Linked DNA regions of Mus musculus: region 2 is linked to region 1. The links are chromatin loops, found by intact Hi-C in ENCODE. Cell type or tissue: left cerebral cortex. All regions are shown on one strand. Links, peaks and the distances in the headings refer to the core of each region. The heading gives the core; the rest is flanking DNA.

Region 1 (7,360 bases), core at 1,835-4,334:
GGCCCAGTCCACTGTGGGTTGTGTAAAAAGGAACCTGAGGAAGCCATGGAGAGCAAGCCATTGAGCAGCATTCTTCCATGGCCTCTGCTATGGCATCTGTGACCACAAAGCCTGAGAAGAGACTTGTCCCTGCAGGGCTAGTCCACTCTCCAGTGGGGATGACCAACTCAGTCCCAGGCTCTAACCTACCCTCCCCCTAAGTAAATCCTCACAGCATTGGCATATTTGGCCAAATTGGCGTAGGACAGGTATTTCCCCTGCCCTAAATCATCCCAGTCCCAGATACCAAAACAATGGAGACCGCCCTTAAACAGAGCCTGTCAGGACTCCGGCTTTCTAGGCCTAAGTTCTTGCTTCTGCCATGCCTAGATTTCCCTCTGGAGACCCCAAGGAAGGCTCCCACTTTCTTCTTGTTCCCAGCCCTGTTTGGTCAAGCCTGTAGTTGTCCTGCCTGTGCCCTTTTCTTGGGGTTTCCTGGAGAATAATTTTAACACCTAACCTCTTCCGTGCTGGAGAGGTGTCTACAGATCTTACATGCTTAAAACACCCCCACACAGTGATGGTACCTGGGGTGGTGGCTGAGGTTCCATCAGCACTGTGATATCAAACCACGGGAACACTGTGGACAGTGTCAGCTTTGTCTGTTTTTGAGACAAGGTGCATTGTACCCCAGGCCAGCTTCAATTTCACTATGCAGCCAAGGATAGCCTTGGACCCCTAATCCTCCTGTCTCTACCATATCCAATTTTTATGCATCACTTTTGGGGGAATTCAGGAAGCATCACCCCATAATTCTTCCCTCTCTTGTTATGCCCTAACTATACTTATTATATATCTATCTATATGTATATGTAGATATATATCTATGTGTATTATATATATGTGTGTATTATATATGTGTATATATAAATATACATATCTATCTATCTCTCCAGTAGATTATGAATTCTATGCTTACCTAGGGTGGGTGTGGCATGTATACATGCACAGAACCTCAGTAAATATTTGAACATGTGAGCAAGGATGGCTTTTTTAAGCCCATAAAGCTCAGACTTAGATGCTCTTTGCACTGGACTCTGCTGGTATGTAGAAGAACAGGACAGGGCAAGGAGCACTAGCACAGACAATATGGACCCAAGGGTGTGGAGATGGTGGGCTGGTTGCCTACCAAGGAAAGGGGCCTTGGAGCCTAGCAGACTAAATCCCAAGTGCAGTGGGTGATGGTGGCAGTTACTTGATACCTTATTTTCTCAGAGAGCAGCTGGTAACTGAGTAAAAATATATATATATATGTATGTATGTATATGTATATATACATATACACACACACATATATATACACATATGTGTATATATACATATACACACATATAATGTATATATATTTACACACACACACACACACATGGCACCCAGAGTGCTAGGGGTACAGTGCTCTTATATTAGTGTTCACTGTTATTGCCATTCAACCTTTCTCATCCTCAATTTCCTATTCAGAGTAACACACCATGGAGAGGTGCTAAATGGAAATAAAATCAAAATTGTTAAAATATTTCCCTAATAAAAATTTGTGTACTGTATTCTACTGCATCTGACTTTTATATCACCCCATTAAAGAAAATACTGCTAGTGGCCCAGTATACCAGTTTCATGATTCATAAACAGGCATGGTCTTGAGCGGCTAAGAAATCCAGCTTACAGAACACATTTTAATGGTCTTTTTCAACAAGCAGTTTTAGAGTCACAGAAAATTTGTACAGAAAAATGCAGTTTCCCAGACCCTTGTCTCTACAGCTTCCCCCACAATCAGTACCCCCTCCCTCTACTGTCAACATCCCTGTAGGAGTGAAATGCTTGTCACAGTGGAGGAAATTCCAGGAATGGAGCATCTGTCATTACCCACATGGCCAAAGTGTCCTTTAGGACCCCCTCTTGCTTTTGTGCATCCTGTGGGTTTTGACAAGTGTGAATGACATGTTTGCCACCACACAATCAAACAGAATAGCTTAACTGTCCTATTCACCCCTCTTACTGGCTCTTCCTGTTCATCTCTCCAACTGTGTGTGTGTGTGTGTGTGTGTGTGTGTGTGTGTGTGTGTGTCAGTGTGTGTGTGTATGAGAGAATCCCTAGCCTAGGATAGCTTCCACCTCTAGAGGATAACCTTGAACTTCTGACCTTGCCCTCCTTTCCTAAGTGAGGGAAAGCTTGGATCATAGACCTCACCCCCACCTCACCCCCACCCCCACATCCCAAGCCCAGTTTATGTGGTACGGGATAACAAACACAGGGCCTTATGCATGCTAGGCAAAGGACTCTACCAAACTGAGCTACATCTCGGCCCAGCTTATGTTTTTAAATCCAATTCCAGGCCATAGCTAGATCCAGGGTTGATAACCCCGATGGTCAAGAACCTGGATTTGAACCAGAGATGTTCTCTGCCTCAGGAAAGATGAGAGGGAATATAGGGGCATCCAACTGGAAGAACTGATTTCTCTCAAAGTAGAGGGGGTTATGGGCACAGGGGTCATAGGAATCCAAGGCTCTGGGAGCTAATGGTGATGATGTTGTCCTGCTGGAAGCTAGCAGCTAGGCTAGCAGGAGAACCCTGGGTGAAGTGATGGCTAAGCTTTCCTCCCTTTTCATCTTGTGACCTGAAGCAATTTCCTCTTTATTGTGAAGGCTGGGACAAGTTGTGGTACAAGGTCACACCACCACCAGCAGGGCAGTGCTTAGGAGTGTCAAGGACTTATCCAGGGCCTACCGAAGCCTAGGACAGAAGGAGTGTGCCCAAGGAGTGCGCGGCTGCCCCTTGAGGGACTTGGTAAGCAACAGAGGTTCTCTTTCCTCTCTCACCTAGCTGGGCAGGAGGGATTTGGCAGCCTGAGCCGGGCTGGCCTTAAAGCTCTGGATCTTAACCTCTGAGCCCTCAGACTCAGCGGGTGGCGCCGGTGGCAGGGCGGCGGCAGCTGTGCAGGTCTGCCCAAGGGTTAACTCATTCCTGGGCAGCTGCAGCGCGTGCGGTGCGAAATCTCACCAGAAGAGGGTACAGTAGCAAAGCGTTTGACGTCAGGCTGGAATTCCTATTGTGTTTCGGACCCGCTCCGGCAAAGCCACTCCAAGTTAGCTCTCTATACAGCCCGGATCGCGCAGCTCTCGGGCTGACCCACCTCTGCCGCTCAACCGGGGAAGGAGGACGCTGCCTACGAGAAGAACCAAGTCCTGTCCCGGACCGAGCTGAAGGAGCCCGTGGGTGAGTGTCACCGGAGGCCACCGGCCGCAGAGTCCCCCGCCAGCGCTCCTGGATGCCCGCGTGCAGCCCCGCCACTGGGTGCATGGCTCCCTTGCGGCGCGCCCCAGCCTGCCTCCGCCCGCTGTGAGTGCCTTTTCCGGCAGGTGGTTGTTGTCCCCTAGGGCCTCGCATTGGCAGCGGCTGCGGCAGGGCTCATGGAACCGGGGCTTGCAAGCGAACCCGCGGGGAGCATGGACGCATCTGCTGAGCAAAGCCTCCCGGAGCCAGGCAGCCAGGACTCCGTGGCAGGCGAAGACATTGAGATCGTGGTAAATGTGGGGGGCGTGCGGCAGGTGCTCTACGGAGACCTGCTCAGCCAGTACCCTGAGACCCGGTTGGCAGAGCTCATCAACTGTTTGGCGGGGGGCTACGACACCATCTTCTCTCTGTGCGACGATTACGATCCGGGCAAGCGCGAATTCTACTTTGACCGGGACCCAGACGCGTTCAAGTGTGTCATTGAGGTATACTATTTCGGGGAGGTCCACATGAAGAAGGGCATTTGCCCCATCTGCTTCAAGAACGAGATGGACTTCTGGAAGGTGGACCTCAAATTCCTGGATGACTGTTGCAAGAGCCATCTGAGCGAGAAGCGCGAGGAGCTGGAGGAGATCGCGCGCAGGGTGCAGCTCATCTTGGACGACCTGGGTGTTGACGCTGCTGAGGGCCGCTGGCGCCGCTGCCAGAAGTGTGTCTGGAAGTTCCTAGAGAAGCCGGAGTCTTCATGCCCTGCGCGGGTGGTGGCGGTTCTATCCTTCCTGCTCATCCTTGTCTCCTCCGTGGTCATGTGCATGGGTACCATACCCGAGCTGCAAGTGGTGGACTCCGAAGGCAACCGCGTGGAGCACCCAACGCTGGAGAACGTAGAGACGGCTTGCATCGGCTGGTTCACTCTGGAGTACCTGCTGCGCCTCTTCTCATCGCCCAACAAGCTTCACTTTGCCCTGTCCTTCATGAACATCGTGGATGTGCTGGCCATTCTCCCCTTCTATGTGAGCCTCACACTCACGCACCTGGGCGCAAGAATGATGGAGCTGACCAACGTACAGCAGGCAGTGCAGGCCCTGAGGATCATGCGCATCGCACGCATCTTCAAACTGGCCCGCCACTCCTCCGGCCTGCAGACCCTCACCTACGCCCTCAAGCGCAGTTTCAAGGAACTGGGGCTATTGCTTATGTATCTGGCCGTGGGCATCTTCGTCTTTTCCGCACTGGGCTACACCATGGAGCAGAGCCATCCTGAAACTCTGTTCAAGAGCATCCCCCAGTCCTTCTGGTGGGCTATCATCACCATGACCACAGTGGGCTATGGTGACATCTACCCCAAGACCACTCTGGGCAAGCTCAACGCAGCCATCAGCTTCTTGTGTGGGGTAATTGCCATTGCCCTGCCCATTCACCCCATCATTAACAACTTTGTCAGGTACTACAACAAACAACGTGTCCTGGAGACGGCAGCCAAGCATGAGCTGGAGCTGATGGAGCTCAACTCCAGCAGTGCAGAAGGCAAGCCCGGGGGTTCTCGCAGCGACCTGGACACCCTGCCCCCAGAGCCTGCTGCCAGGGAGGGGCCAAGCTGGGGTAGCCGGCTGAAGCTCTCACACAGCGATACCTTCATTCCCCTGCTGACAGAGGAGAAGCATCATAGGACCCGCCTACAGAGTTGCAAGTGAGAGCTGGACTCCCTGGCAGGGACGGACTGGGCTGTGGATGGACAAACCATTGGGTAGACATGTCAGTAGGCACGTCTGTGGTTTCAGAGGAGCTGCTTGTGTCTTCCAGCCCTCCCCTGAGCAGACCTTTGCCAAGACTGGGTAAGACTCCTTGGGTGCCAGCTGTCCAGGTACAGGGGACCTGGGGAGTGCAGGAGCCACAGGGCCACTTTGGGCTATCAGATGGCCTGGCATGAGCTCACATCTGCTTTTGTGTCCCCCTCAATAAAACCTCCTGTTCAGCATACCCTCCGTGCTGTGGGTTGTCTCAGGCTGGTTACCCCAAGAGTGACTACTGCACACCCTAGTGCCAGGCCAGGAAGGAGGTGTGCAGCTCCAGAGGGAGTGGGGGGTAGCTATTTTTAGTTGAGAGCTAATTAAAGAAGGGCTGCAAGGCAAGGTTCAGCTCCAAGGCGCCTTGCCACATTCCAGGAGACACTCTCCTGCTTCCTTCTGTGGGAAAGCTGGCTCCCTGAGGTTTGGGGAGGAAGGAGAGGTGACAGAGCCCATTGGTGGGGCAGCTAACTCACAGTTATCATCTGTGGAGTAGCCCTTTCCACACCCCCTTTTTCCTTTCCAGCTACTCTGATAGACTGGCACCCCCATTTTACAGGTAAAAAAACTGAGGCTCAGGGTCACAACAGAGGAGAAATTCAACTCTGGTTTTGATTGTTCCCATGTGGTCTCTCCAACAACAGGCTGTATTGGGGCAGAGGCCTTTTGGGAGTCTTACAAGGGAGGGTCCAAATTCCTCAGATATTTGTGTATCAGGGGGACCTCAGAGAATCACAGTTCTTAGTTCAGCTCCTGGCATTAGGATGGCTCAGTCATTTATTGAAGGGGAAGCAGTGAGTTGCACACCTGCCCACTGGGGTCTCTGCTGGTCTGGGCTGGCTGGGCACAAGGGCAGTTAAAGGACGGGCACGACACTATAGTGCTGCTCTTGGCCAAAGGCTAAGCTGGGCCAGTGGGCCTAACCCTTTATGGTTTTCTACCTTCTAGGAGCCGTAGAGCCTTGTTCTTCACCCCAGCACCCTACCCCAGCTGTGGGGGCACCAAGGAAGGAACACTGTGGTGGAGTAGGAGGTAGAGGGTAAAAAGGGAGGGATAGAGGTATCTTCCATCTGCTTCTATTCTGGTTGGCTCTTTTCTCTTCCCTGAGCACAGATTTTCCCAGAAGTATGAGGAGGGCTTATTTTTCAGGGCACCTTCTAAGTCTGCCTCTCCAGAATTTCCAAGGTTTGAGCTTCTGATTCTTATGGCAGTGTTTCTATGAGGAAGGAGGTTGTCATTCGGAGGGAGAAGTCTTAAGAGTCGAGGTTCTATCTTCAGGGTGCAGGCTTACTTCATGGCTTCATTGTTAAGATACTCAGACCTGGGGTAGATGGCCCATGTAGCAGCAACATCAATGGCCATCCTAGGGGACACAGGGATTGCCCCATGTCTGCCCAGCCCTCTCACTTAGGAACCTGAAGGTCTTTAGCACTTCTAGCTGGCTAAGGCACTGGTTCCTCCAAACGTATGCCTCCTCTTCACATTTCTCCAGGCTGACACCAGGTCCTGGAGATATTAAAGGCAGAGGAAGAAGTTGGGGTCTGAGGAAGTAGAGACTCTAGATAAGGGAGGACAGGGACTACCAGGGTATTGTTTGTTCTTGGAGCTCAGGAGATTTGCCGAAAGGTTGGCTTGTCTTTGTTTGTCCCCTCTATGCAGAATCCTTGGGAAGCTAGAATATGGGGTACCATCCTCATAGCCCCAGAGAGTGGGAGAAGCCCAAGATTTACAGAGAGCTGAGTGACCTTGGGACAGAAGGCTATCTTCCTGTTCCCTGACTTCTGGGGTAGTGGTACTGGAGATCGAGGTGGGGAATTACAGGGAAGAATACTCAGAGATCCAAAGTATCTTTTTGCTGCTCGTTCAGGAATAGAAGACCAAGCCCAGAGAAGTGAGCCATCTGTGAGATCTCCATAGTCTAGGATCCACTGGTCCCAGGGGGACTGAGTGACTGATAGTGATCCTTACACAGTGATATGCTTTGTCACAGAGGAGTGGTCCAGATGTTCTGAGAGCCAGGACAGTCCCTAGGAAATATCTGGGTTTCAAGTACTTGAAAACTTGTACCTTAGAACCAACAGGGGTTGGGTGTGGAGTTTTGAAAGCTTGGTGTCCAGGCTACACCCCATTGCTGTGAAATTAGAATGTCTGAGATGACCCTTCAGTGTCAGTATTTTTATAACTTAAAGTACACATGAGTCATGGTGATTGGGTTAAATCCAGGGTTTGCATCTGTAGAGCTGAAAAAAGGTGTTCTTTCTCAACAAGCTTCCAGGTACAGCTGGAGCCTGGGGCTGCTAATCC
Region 2 (7,360 bases), core at 1,554-4,053, 55 kb before region 1:
CTCCAGGAATATCACCTACAGCATGACCTTTTCGACCAAATCCAGCAACCAGATCTTCATCATTTTCCTCAATGAAGTTCAGGCAGCCATCATTGGGCAGGAACGCTGTGATCTTCTTGCCGTTCTTAATGAGCTGCACCCTGACGCACTTCCTGATGGCAGAATTTGGCTGTTTGGCCTCAACCCCTACTTTTTCCAGCACAATTCCCTTTGCATGAGAGGCACCCCAAACGGATTGGCCTTCAGGGCTGTGCCCAAGTGGGCTTTCTTGTACTGTTTGTCATGCCACTTCTGATCCCGTCGGTGACTGCGGAGCTTCCGGGCAGTTCGGAGACCACGACACTTGCCCATCTTGCCGGCGCCACGGGCCCCGATTTTTATGCATTATCATTTTCCCAGTATTTTATCTTTATTTTGAGTATATAATTTACAATTAATTATTTAATAACTACAATAATTATTATATTAATAATATGATTATAACATCTCTCTCTTTCTCTCACTTCCTTCCTCTAAATGCTTACATATTAACCTTCCTTGCTTGCCATCAAATTCATGGTCTTTTTTTCATGGATTTTTGCATGCACATATATGTCTATACAGATGTATTCTTAAATATAACCTGTTCTGCATCTATAATGTTGTTTGGATGTGTTTTCAGGACTGAGAGTTTGGCATTGATTAACCTGTTTTCAGTTTTGAGGTAGAGCCTCATACTGAACCCCAGGTTGGGTTTCTAGTCACTCTCTTCCTGCACTAGACTCCTAAGGCTGGGCTTACAAGTGGACAGTCCCACACCTGGCTTCATCTTCTTGGCTACATGTGGTCTTCCAACACATCTGCTTCCCCAGTGAATAATGTCCACAGGCTCTCTTGGTTTGGGAGCTATCCTCTTTGGAACTCTGGTTGCTTTGACCTGTGAGCTCAGGCTCTGTAAGGATGTCGGCTATTCTATGTAAGGGCAGCTCAGGTTGGTAGGAAGAGTCCAGGGTGGGGCCTTTGCTGGTCAGAGAGTGCTATAGAGAGGGCACCCAGATGAGACTGGACTAGGGGGGCCTTTCCTGTGTGCCATCTTCCTGCATGATGCCTGCTCTGATAAAGGCTGTTCCACTGACCCCCTCAGGGAAGAGAAAACTTGGGACAGCCATCCTTTCAGAATTCAGTACACCTTGGGGTATGTGTGTGTGTGTGTGTGTGTGTGTGTGTGTCAGGGGGGTGTCTCTGTCATCACCTGTTTTTGTTGGATCCCAGAAAGGTCCCTGCTTTTATTTGCTATTATTTCAGATTCTAGACGCAGCAGCCTGACTGAACAAAGGCTCATAGAAGCAAGAGACAGGAATTAAGAGACTCCTTTTCCCTTGGGCAGGAGAGGTGGCTCAGTGGTTAAAATCATTCCTTGCTCTTCTAGAGAACCTGGGTTTGATTCCTAGTGCCTAAACGCTGGCTATCAAATGTCTTTAACTACAGATCCGTATGATCTAGTGCCCTCTTCCAGCCTCTGTGGCCTGTACATGAGCATGCAGCCAAAACACCCACACACATAAAATAAAAATAAATGAGGAAGTCAGGTGTGGTGGTGCACGCCTTTAATCCCAGCACTCAGGAGGCAGAGGATTTCTGAGTTCGAGGCCAGCCTGGTCTATAAAGTGAGTTCCAGGACAGCCAGAGCTATACAGAGAAACCCTGTCTCGAAAACCAAAGAGAGAGAGAGAGAGAGAGAGAGAGAGGGCACTCCTCTGCCCCTCTTTGCTGTTTCTCATTGGTTATCCTTTAGGCTGTAGCATCCTAGTCCGTTACCCCAACATCAGAGTTGAAACCACCATCAGCCTTCATCATAACACACCTTGGTGCTGCTCTCTGGTCATTTACGTAGTTTTATTTTCCAGACTCCCCAGCACAGATTTGATGGTTCTCCCCCAAGATTTTCAGAAAGAACAGTTGGTGGACTGTTTAACGGAAACACCAGTGGATTGTCTGAATTCTCTGCCTGCAGAGACCTTACTTTGATGTTTCTGTCAGCTGTGGCTGCTGTGGCTGTTACTTAATGCTTATTGTGTTTTCTATATGTGAAAGACCCAACTTAAATCAGTTTTAATCTTCCGTGTGTGTGTGTGTGTGTGTGTGTGTGTGTGTGTGCGCGTGCGCGCGCGCGCGCGCCAGAGGTCCTCAGGATATCATAGTCTCCTACTGGCCTGGTGCTCAGAGGTTAAGTTAGGCAGTTTGGCAAGCAGACCCCAGGGATCTGCCTGTCTTCGCTTCCCTGGGTCGGATTACAATGTGTGCCACCACACCAAATTTAAGTCCTCAGGCTTGGATGGCAGCACTTTAACTGAGCCACATTCCTAGTCCCACCCCATTCTGGTCACGCCTTTGGTCTGAGCCCCTGTCCAGTGTTAGGAGTGTTCTGGGCTGTGGGAACGGGCTAGCTTTGTCTTCTTGGCTGCCTGAGACACAGCTTCGGATGCCACCGGAGGCAGCCTCTGCTTCACTCTTGCTGTTTGTTTTGGTCCTAGGGTTTCTCTTCCCTTAAAATTTCTCATGTTGCTTCAAGGGGGTGACTGCCTGCACCCTTCAGTGTGCTTCCCCTAACTCACACGCTACCTTGTGGATGGTCCAGGACGGTGCTTTTATGCTGCCAGCTCCTGCGTGCTATTGAATCAAACTCTGCTTCCATTTACCTTGTTCTGTGGTGGATCCTGGGATCCAGCTACTCTCTATGGGCATTCCAGCCTCAGTCAAGAAGGGAATTTGTTAATTGTGGGACTGAGACACAATGCTGCTCTAATGTAGGAGCACTTGTGCCAGCTCAATTATTCATGCTCCTTGCGACTATTTTTAAAAGTATAGTCTGTAGGCAGTGAGTAATTATACACCGGTAGATGTTTCAAGTCTTTAAAAAAATGTCTTATTTTCTAATTCTAGGTATCTGGTTAGGGTAATGGGCATTTTTATTCAGATGCAATGAAAAAGCCAAGTATTTGCACAAAAAATTAAATATGGTATTGAAGTCATAGCTGTTCCAGCTTGTAATTACAGGCTATGATAGCATCCGCAGTATCCCTCCTGCTAAAGTCTGAGTCACTGCTGCCGCCCTGACCCTGGGGTAGAGCCAGCAGAAGAAGAGGGCAGTGAGGATTTGTGGCTAAAGAGCTTGGTTCGTGTCCTGGCCATGTTCATTACCACAGGCCTTGCCAACCAAGGCTTGCAACCTTCTGGTGCATACTTCCCTCCAGTGCAAGTCTGACTGGAGCATCCTCTCCGTCCCCCCCTCTGCCTCCCCTTCCTCTTCCCACTTCCTTTCCTTTTGATGTATGAGAGAGGCATCAAGAGCAACAGAGTCAGAGGACTAGTGGGAAGTGTCCTAGTGTCAGAGGACAGCGGGGGGTTCTTCTAACCATGGGCTCCATATAACCAAACAGCACATGAAGAATAATGGCTGGTGTCATTGGGAATGTCCTGAAAGGACAGAGACCCATGGCCACCCATGGTCCAGGCCTGTGAGCCTCAGGCCTTTCCCAGCCCTCTGGCCCACTTCCACTGTCAGGAGTTTATTTCTCTTTATCTCTTTAAAAAAAATCTCTCTGTGTGTGTGTGTGCGCGCATATATACATTTCATACAAATGTGTGTGTAGTATTTCTCTTTCTTAGTTAGCCTTTAAGATCCATCATTATCCATGTGTCCTTAGTCCAGAGCTTTTTTTCTGGTACACAAGAACCTTGACATTTCAGTGGGTGCCCTCCAGGCTCTGGTCCATGTCTGTAATCCTCCCTCCCTCCCTCCCTCCCTCCCTCCCTCCCTCCCTCCCTCCCTCCCTCCCTCCCTCCCTCCCTCCCTTCCTTCTTTCCTTCCTTCCTTCCTTCCTTCCTTCCTTCCTTCCTTTGTTCCATACCTTCCTTTAAAATATTTATTTTTATTTATGTGTATGTGTTTGTCTATATATGCTCTCTCTCTGTCTCTCTCTGTTTCTCTGTGTCTCTGTCTCTGTCTGTCTCTGTCTGTCTGTGTGTGTGTGTGTGTGTGTGTGTGTGTGTGTGTGTGTGTGTATGCTCTTGCGCATATAGAAGTTTGAAGTATATTCTGGAAATCAAACTCTGGTCCCCTGGAAGAGCAGTAAATGCTCTTAACCATCAAGCCATATTTACAAACCCACCTTTTGTTTAAGACGAGATCTCACTTTATAGCCTAAGATGGCCTGGTGCTCATTATGTGGCCCAGGCTGTCTTCCAACTTGTGACATCTTTCTGTCTTAGCTCCTCAAGTGCTGGGATCTATTTTGTAGTAGGATTAACAAAATGATGTGTGCTGCTATTGTTTGCTTGATTATAAAGTGGATCGATTAAGATCAGCAAAGCCTGTGTGTTAAATCTGACACCATCAAAACCTTGAGATGCCCTTTCTTACCTAGCTGATCCCATAATATAGAATATAGAATACTCTTTTAAAATAGAAGCAGGGATATTTCTAATATAGGGATTACTGCAGTGGAGGTAGATCAGTGTGAGACAGGACTATGGCAAAGCTTAGCTTCTGCCACTGTCCCTAAGAAGAGAATTTGGGGCCCCACTCAGCAGGAAGGACCTGCTTGACTGTGACCAAGTTTTTACAAGGGAAACGTTTATGTGGTTCTAGTTAAAAGGGAGTGGGCAGAGAAGCTGAGAACTTCATGTCCAGGAGGCCTTGTCTGAGGGACAGTACTCTGGCCAAGATGTCTCATGGCAGCATGTAGCGTTGGGCTGGGTAATAGCTCCCCAGAACTACCTCTTCTCCATCCTAGACTCTGAGCTCTCTCAGCCAGCTCCCTCAGCTCCCTCATATCCTATCTGAAGAGTGCTCCTTGTAGGACAAAAGAGGCTTTCTTTATAAAATCAGGATGCAGGCTCCTAAGTGGGCATGTGCAAGAAGACTCACTGGAGACAAAGAATAGAACTGCCATTTGTGCCCGAGTCTGTCTGTTGTTCATCACCCCCCCATTTTTCTTTGGGACAGGGCCTTCCACAAGCTGATCTGAAACTCAAAAACTTTGTCTTAGCCTTAGTGCATGGGCACATGTGTGTGCATTTGTATAGAGAGAGAAGAGAAGGAGAAATCTTAGTTGGAACTATCATTCCTTTAGAGAAATCTATTTTCCTGTTTTGGTGGGAATAGTGTATAATCTCTCATTTGCCTTTACAACAGACCCATGAAACAGATAGACATATCCAGGTGTATAGCCATACCTGCTATGTATACCTATTAATATCATTTCCATCTACTCAATGCAAATGGAGGTCCAATCACTTGAATTTGGAAGGGCACATTGCCACTAGGGGTCCTTGGTCCACCTCATGTAACTGTTCCTACTTGATCTATTGCTGTGGTTCTCAACCTGTGGGTTTTGGCATTTTGGGGATTGCATCTCAGATATCCTGCATATCAGATATTTATACTACAATCTATAACTATCAAAGTTACACTTATGAGGTAACAATGAAATAATTTTATGGTTGAGGTTCCCACAACATGAAGAGCTGTATTAAAGGTCTGCAGCATTAGGGAGCATTAGAGCCGCTGCTCTATCAGCTAGCCCTTATTTCTGCATATGGTATTTGCATCATTATATCAGGGCCATCCCAAGGAGAGAAGCAGAAAGCAGCCTCCCTGGGAGGCTGTCTTGGACTTTCTCACGGTGACTGTAGGATTGAGGAACTATGTTCTTCTAGAGCCCATCTGGACCCTTTGGCCAGGAGCAGGCTAGCCAGGCTAATGCCCTGCTGGGAGACACTTTTGCTCATATATGAATCACCAGACAGCCCACTTTGTGAAGAGACAAGGATAGAATACAGAAGGCTGGTGTACCATGCTTCCATCTTACCCATAGTTGCCAAGGCAACCAGAGCCTACTGTTTCTTAGTAACCACGCCTCCCAAAATAGCCTCCATTGGTGCCAGCCAGGGATCTGTATCCACAACACAATCATTTTTACATGTTTTGAGGAGAAGGGCAAGGGGTCCCTTTACATCGCTTAAGGTTATACACTATGGATGCTGCCCTTCCTCAGCCGAGTTTGAGCAGGTGAAGAATTACAGTCTCCACCCCAGGAGACCAGCATAAGCTCAGGGAGAGAGAAAGGACTTGCTCAGGTGATTGGCAGGTCTCAGAAGTGAAATGGCAGCAGCAACTACAACCACTACCACCACCACCACCACCACCACCACCATCACAACAACAACAACAACAAACTCAAAACACCAGACCCTCTGAGATTACTGGCCAGAATGCTGCCTTCTCCCAACTCTGTCTGTCTTTTTATTCACAGGTGGAGGAAGTGCTGAATCTAGTCAACCCTGTGGCTAAGGTAGGCTATATTGAGGTCTTGCTTGTCGGTACCATCCCAACCTTTAGACTCTTCTTGTCAGTGGGTACCATCTCCATCTTCTAGACTCGAAAGCTGGCTGAAGGTTTTACAGATGTAGAGGGGTGGATGACTTTTACGGCCTTCCCTAGCCCAGGGGTGAAGACGGACTTGCTATAATGATAAATCCTCTCCTCTGGCTAGTACACAGGTGACTGGCCCCAGCCAAAGGAGGTGGGAGCCGATCTTTGTGGACCTGGCATTTCTCTGTAGAAAGTCATCACCAAGAACAACTTCCTACCCTGGCAAGGGTTCCTTTTGTGAGTGATGTCACCTATGTGATGGTCACGAGGAGGAGCACTGCTGGTCGTGCTAAGTGAAGGAGGAGATGGCTTTGAAGTCAGGTTTCCTTTCTCTAACCGTATTGTTGGGTCCCTGCTCTTGCACTTGTGGCCTCCTGCAGCGCACCAGAGTTCTATCCAGTATGTCCTTCACTTTGCCTTGGGCCACAAGCCTGTTGGTGCTGGCTGTATGTTCCTCACACTCTTCCCCAAGTCTAGGGGGCATGGAAAGGTCACTGAGAATCAGGCTGGTTCTCCAAATGCTTAGCAGTGGGAGGCCTGGACCCCATCGCAAGGGACTCAGTAATGTTTGTTGGGAAGTTCCCAGGATTCTGCTTTGCAGAAGTATGGCAGCGTCCTTCATATCACATCTTCAGGGCTGGGCTTGCGTTGGGAGTTCTTCCATATGAAACCCCTTTGCAATGTGGAAATAATTCCAGCAGTGGTTTGGAAGGATGTATGAAGGGAGTTCTTGCTTCTCTTACACTGACATCCACAAGTGTTTGTTAAGTAAGCTTTGGGACTAAAGGCCAGGGAAGTAGCTGTGATGTGGCTGCTAGCTCTCTGCACCCTGAGCCCAACAGTGTGGTACATACCACAGAGGGACCCTCAGTGACAGAAAAACACATCGGGGGGATCTGGAACTATGATGTAGGGGAAGGGGATGGCCAGCGATCAGGAGCAAGT

What was found. A loop is a pair of places that touch in the nucleus more often than their neighbours do. Peaks named below come from ENCODE experiments on the same cell type or tissue, not always from the same donor. Only the 100,000 strongest peaks of a DNase experiment are listed, where the experiment ranks them.
Region 2: it touches region 1 in a loop (3-fold over the local background); 4 of 42 quality-filtered maps call a loop at or near these places.

What each region holds. Positions count from the first base shown.
Region 1 is chr12:17,172,304-17,179,663 of GRCm38, reverse strand. Kcnf1 (potassium voltage-gated channel, subfamily F, member 1) reads left to right here and starts at 2,776. Exons shown (of 1, transcript NM_201531.4): 1 at 2,776-7,360. The coding sequence starts at 3,446. The coding sequence ends at 4,963. In left cerebral cortex, for the core only: a CTCF peak has its summit at 3,033 (motif pointing right); DNase peaks (open chromatin) are centred at 3,049, 3,545, 3,972 and 4,042; H3K4me3 peaks cover 1,852 bases; H3K27ac peaks cover 2,031 bases.
Region 2 is chr12:17,226,603-17,233,962 of GRCm38, reverse strand. Gm36568 (a long non-coding RNA gene) reads left to right here and starts at 5,910. Exons shown (of 3, transcript XR_381307.1): 1 at 5,910-6,052; 2 at 6,297-6,335. It also overlaps the pseudogene Gm10054. In left cerebral cortex, for the core only: no CTCF peak of the experiment used is centred there; DNase peaks (open chromatin) are centred at 2,720 and 3,094; H3K27ac peaks cover 1,053 bases.